Linked DNA regions of Homo sapiens: region 2 is linked to region 1. A link is a loop called in an ENCODE intact Hi-C map of the cell type or tissue named here. Cell type or tissue: Caco-2. All regions are shown on one strand. Each heading gives the region's core, and the rest is flanking DNA. Links, peaks and the distances in the headings are about the cores only. Region 1 overlaps LAP3 (leucine aminopeptidase 3). Region 2 has its middle 4.7 kb from the start of FAM184B.

The links. Peaks named below come from ENCODE experiments on the same cell type or tissue, not always from the same donor. Only the 100,000 strongest peaks of a DNase experiment are listed, where the experiment ranks them.
Region 2: it touches region 1 in a loop (27-fold over the local background); 1 of 110 quality-filtered maps calls a loop at or near these places.

What each region holds. Positions count from the first base shown.
Region 1 is chr4:17,596,403-17,599,319 of GRCh38, forward strand. It overlaps LAP3 (leucine aminopeptidase 3), which reads left to right. Exons shown (of 13, transcript NM_015907.3): 9 at 644-732; 10 at 2,054-2,156. All of the region lies in intron 2 of MED28-DT (MED28 divergent transcript), which reads right to left. Among named protein-coding and RNA genes, the nearest start is that of MED28-DT, 17 kb to the right of the region's middle. In Caco-2, for the core only: no CTCF peak of the experiment used is centred there; a DNase peak (open chromatin) is centred at 1,334.
Region 2 is chr4:17,784,896-17,787,812 of GRCh38, forward strand. No RefSeq gene overlaps it. Among named protein-coding and RNA genes, the nearest start is that of FAM184B, 4.7 kb to the left of the region's middle. In Caco-2, for the core only: no CTCF peak of the experiment used is centred there; no DNase peak of the experiment used is centred there.

The DNA of each region.
Region 1 (2,917 bases), core at 307-2,806:
GATCTTGGCTCACCACAACCTCCACCTCCCGGGTTCAAGTGATTCTTCTGCCTCAGCCTCTTGAGTAGCTGGGATTACAGGCATGCGCCACCATGCCTGGTTAATTTTGTATTTTTAGTAGAGACGGGGTTTCTCCATGTTGATCAGGCTGGTCTTGAACTCCTGACCTCAGGTGATCTGCCCGCCTTGGCCTCTCAAAATGCTGGGATTACAGGCATGAGCCACCGCGCCTGGCCTATATTTAGCTTTTAAATCCAGAAACTAATCAAGGACCACACATTGCTGTTGGTGCCCCTTTAGATTTCTTGATTCTAGACCCTATTCCTGTTTTCTTCCACGGCATTAGCAGTTTTGAAGGGTCTAGGCTTGTTTCATGATATTCTGCAATTTGTATTTATTTGAATTGCTTCTTCTTGATTAGAATCAAGTTAGACTTCTTTGGGAAGAATGCTACATGGGTGATGTGTACTTCTTGTTGCTGACACATCATGTCAGTTGTGTCATTGGTGATGTTAAATTTGATCAGTTCGTTAAGGTGGCCTTTGTGTCTTGCTTCTCATGGCTCACAGGTGGCCTCTTGTCCCATAGGTGGCATGTTTGGACCCAGTATATACTGTGTGCCTTCATATATTATTTCCAATAGGTCTGGCCCCTCTTTGTGAAAATATGCCCAGCGGCAAGGCCAACAAGCCGGGGGATGTTGTTAGAGCCAAAAACGGGAAGACCATCCAGGTTTGTAAATGTGAGACACAGCACTCCCCATCCAGCGTTCCTCAGGAATCCCGTGGTGGCCACATAACCACAGCTAGGATGCGTGCAGAGCCCCAGAACCATATTAGGGGAGGGTGCTGTCTTTAGTGCTGGGTAGCCTTTCTTTTCCTTCCCTTTCCTGAAATGGGGTCTCGCTGCATCACCCAGGCTGTAGTGCAGTGGCGTGATCATGTCTCACTGCAGCCTTGACCTCCCCAGGCTCAGGTGGTCCTCACACCTTAGCGACCTGAGTAGCTGGGACCACAGGTGCGTGCCACCATGCCTGGCTAGCTTTTTGTAGACACAGGGTTTTGCCATGTTTCCCAGGCTGGTCCCAAACTCCTAGACTCAAGTGATCTGCCCACCTTGTTCTCCCAAAGTGCTAGGATTACAGGCGCGAGCCACCATTCCCGGCCCCTGAGTAGCTTTTCTTGCAAAGGCAGAAGTATCTTTTTTGGGGGATTTTGAAGAATGTTTTTCCAGACTTATTGTTCCTCCCATTTCCTGTATGCTATACATGTGTATACACACGTTTCCATGAATTTGCTGCCAGCCCTGCAGAGGGCGGCAAAGCAGTAAAATTGTGGGCTATCTTCTGGATATACCTGTGCTATGAGTGACTTTTTTCCATTGTAGGTGTTGAGGTAGAACATACTGTCCTACATCATGGGCCCTGCACTGAAGGGGATGTGGCAGCAGGTCCTCTGGGTGGCACGTGCATGCAGGTGTGTACAAGCCACTCAGAAAACGACTGGACCTCTATTTAAAAGAAAGGAATATAGTTAGGAAGTGTTACTGAAGTTGCAAGAGTTTTCATTTCTAGGATTGAGACTGCCATGTAGCTGTAGCTTTCTTAAAGCTCTTTAACCTCATTTTTGGAAATCTTTACATTTTTCCCCTTCTTGTTACAAAGTTACGGGTAAAATGGACTAGACATTTTTCTATTTATTTTGGCTTCCAAAGTCATCAACATTAGGTCATCAGCTCTGGTACAGTGATTATTATATTATTATTTTTTTATTTTTAATTAGAAATGGGGTTTCACCATCTTGCCTAGGCTGGTGTCGAGCTCCTGGGCTCAAGCTGTCTGCCCACCTCTACCTCCCAAGGTGCTGGGGGATTATTAAATCATATTTGCTCTCCAGATTAGATATGTTCCTATTCTCATTGAAGTATGAATGGTTTGATAATGACACACGTCACAGTAGCTTTTTCCAACTTTTCCGTCGAACACTGTTGCAAGTGTCTAGTTTTCATATTCTTTACTTGCGCTGTCACCCTTTCTGTTTTTGACCCTCTGCAGGTTGATAACACTGATGCTGAGGGGAGGCTCATACTGGCTGATGCGCTCTGTTACGCACACACGTTTAACCCGAAGGTCATCCTCAATGCCGCCACCTTAACAGGTCAGACCGCGCACTTGCCTTGATTTTGTTTGAAGGAAGTCTTGTTCGTTGCATGGATTTCACACACTATACTTGTGGCATTATTTTGCTAAAATTTGGCTTGGTCCATTGGCATTCAAAGATCTTTCACCAGAGGAATTGTTCTGCAGTTGTAAAATGTTTTGAATATTAGGTTTGTCGTTTTAAAACATTCCAAGCTGTACTTTTTTTTTGAGACGGAGTGTCACTCTGTCATCCAGGCTGGAGTGCAGTGGCGTGATCTTGGCCTCCTGAGTTCAAGTGATTCTCCTGCCTCAGCCTCCCAAGTAGCTGGGGTTACAGGTACGCACCACCAGTCCTGGCGAATTTTTGTATTTTTAGTAGAGACGGGGTTTTTGCCATGTTAGCCAGGCTGGTTTCGAACTCCTGAACTCAGGTGATCCACCCGCCTCAGCCTCCCAAAGTGCTGGGGTTACAGGCATGAGTCACTGTGCCTGGCCTAATTTTTATATTTTAGTAGAGATGGGGTTTAACCATGTTGGCCGGGCTGGTCTCAAACTCCTGACCAAGGTGATTCACCTGTCTCAGCCTCCCAAAGTGCTGGGATTACAAGATTACAGAAGTGAGCCACTGTGCCCAGCCTGGGCTGTACCTTTAAGCAGAAATAACAAGTGCGCCAGATCAGCTCATCTAGAGTGACATCTAAAAATGATGTTAAGAGCCAGGAGCGGTGGCTCACACCTGTAATCCCAGCACTTTGGGAGTCCGAGGCAGATGGATTA
Region 2 (2,917 bases), core at 119-2,618, 190 kb after region 1:
TTCCAAACTCAGAGAAAATTATTGTTAATATTTTGGAGAAGATACTTCTAGACATTTCTGTGTAAACATATAGAAAATGTAACAAACATATATGTATTTCAGGAATGTTTACACACTTCTGTGTAAACTATAAACAAATACTATAATAATTTTTTTTTTGAGACGAAGTCTCGCTCCTGTTGCCCAGGATGGAGTGCAGTGGCGCAATCTTGGCTCACTGCAACTTCCACCTTCCGGGTTCAAGAGATTCTCTTGCTTCATTCAGCCTCTTGAGTAGCTGGGATTTCAGGCATGCGCCACCATGCCTGGCTAATTTTTGTATTTTTAGTAGAGATGGGGTTTCGCCATGTTGGCCAGGCTGGTCTCGAACTCCTGACCTCAGCTTCAGCCTCCCAAAGTGTTGGGATTACAGGCATGAGCCACTGCACCCGACCAATAATTTTTTTTGTTTTGTTTTGTTTTTGATGAGTCTCACTCTATCGCCCAGGCTGGAGTGCAGTGGTGCGATCTTGGCTCACTACAACCTCTGCCTACTGGGTTCAAGGGATTCTCCTGCCTCAGCTGGGATTGCAGGTGCCTGCCACTATGCGTGGCTAATTTTTCTATTTTTAGTAGAGACAGGGTTTCACCATATTGGCCAGGCTGGTCTTGAACTCCTGACAAGTGATCCGCCCACCTTGGCCTCCCAAAATGCTAGGATTACAGGGGTAAGCCACCATGTCCCGCCTATAATAATGCTTTTGAACCCTACTTACTCAGTAATATAAAGTGGATATCTTTTTGTCAATGAAGATCTAGCTTCCCATTCCTAACAACCAGTCTTCCATTACATACAATACCATTTACTCTATCTTCTACTGGACAATTTTTAAAATATTTCAAGCCAAAATCTTTAACGTATATTTGTAATGTATGCTTGCTGTATTATGAGGATATTAAATTCTGTCCTAAGGGATAGAGAAAAAAAAGAATATATGAAATTCATGTGTTAAGTATAATGGGCAAAGAAGTAGCCTGTGAAATAGGCAGTATTAAGATGTTAAGTATAGATAGTGTAGAGCAAGACATGACAGAGAATAAATGGAATATATGTAAAAAGGATGGAAGAAACAAGAGTGTTCCTAACGGACAGAATAAGGTGGGAAAGGCCAAGTTGCAATGTACAGACGATGCCACCTTCAGGCTGATAGTTCATTCCTAAAATGGCCATTCATTAATGACACCAGTTCTGGCCCTATTTCTGTTCTGCCACAGAAACACAGATTAAGAACATGGCTTTCAGTCGGGAGCAGTGGCTCATGTCTGTAATCCCAGCACTTTGGGAGGCTAATGTGGGAGGATTGCTTGAGCCCGGGAGTTCGAGGCTGCAGTGAGCTATGATCCTGCCACTGCACTCTAGCCTGGGTGATAGAGTGAGATCCTGTCTCTAAAAATAAAAACAAACAAACAAACAAACAAAAAACCCACGGCTCTCAGCAGGCCATTAGCTAGGTATCCTTGCCCCTGAGTTTCTGACAGAGCAAGTGTGCACTGGCTGTAAGCACCGCTGAGCCCCCATTTTCAGTTTTGGCTGCGGTCCTCATAACCTAATTATCAGAGGTAAAGGTTGATGTAGCAGATAAGACGCCACAACACTGCGTAACATGAAATTCAGGTAATTTTTCCTCCCACCTCTCTTGGACCCTATCCTAAATGTGTTAAACGTCACTATATCTTTCCAACTATATTTTGTTTAAAAGCGATAAACCATGTGATTTGAGCCTCTTAATTTGCGGTGTGAGGTTTCCTGTCCATGACACCTGGGACAGCCTGCCTAATCGTGTATTTTAAGGTTACTATTGCATCAAGGGAACTGCCTACATGACATTGTTGTAAGTGGGTTTTTGCACAGATGTGCAAGTGTTCCCACAGAAATATTCCCCCGCACCACTTGTTTGCTGGTAGAACTGAATACCTTCCCACAACTTGATTAGTCATTGTTTTTGCCTGGCTTTCTTGCTGCTTACAAAGAGCTCTTCCTTAATAGGGGCTTTTAGCACTTTGCCTATCATATATATTGCAAACATTTCCCGCAGTTAGCGGATTTTTTTTCTAGCTTTCTCATGCTCTATAAACATTTTGAATTTTTATGTAGGAAAATCTGTTGATCTTTTCCCTCACATTTTTTGGCTTTTTCCTCATGCTTAGAAAAGCCTTTTCTACCCCAGATTATGAGGAAAAGGGAATCCATAGTTTATCCTAGTACTTTCATGACTTCATTTAAAATATGGTTTATCTACCTGGGATTTATGCTGATATATGGAATGAGGTTAGACTCCAGACTTATGCTTTTCCAGATGGCTAAATGGTTGTCCCAACAGGTATTAAATAATTCATCTTTACCACGCTGATAATCTAAGTGTTGCCTTAGGTGATTTCTTTGGTAAAAATTTACTTCGGTAGATTTACTTAGGCTAAAGCTTTTAATTAGTATTTTTCTTTCCTAATCAGTTAAGTGGCACAGGTAACTCGATTATTGTTATTACTCCTAATATATTACTCATCTAAAACCAAGTTCACATTCTTGAGTATCTAGAAGGCTTTTTCCCCTACTATGCCTGACTCATTCCTACTCATCTTTCAGATCTCAGCCTGAATGTCAGTTCCATAGGAAGGCTGTCTCTGTAGTTGCAGATCAGTCTGCATGTCCTTAAGATATGTTCTCGTAGCTCTGCATTTCCGTATAGCACCTATACCATATTTTATTTTTAAAAGCTGATGTTTTCTGTCAAACATCTTCCCTTTTTTGAGTGAATGTAAGAACACACGTGTAAATTAGCATCATGTTTTTTTTTTTTTAACTGTAATCCTAACACACATTAACTAGTATTCAGGGTTTCATTAAACGTAGCATGGTATCAAATCTTCCATCTCATCT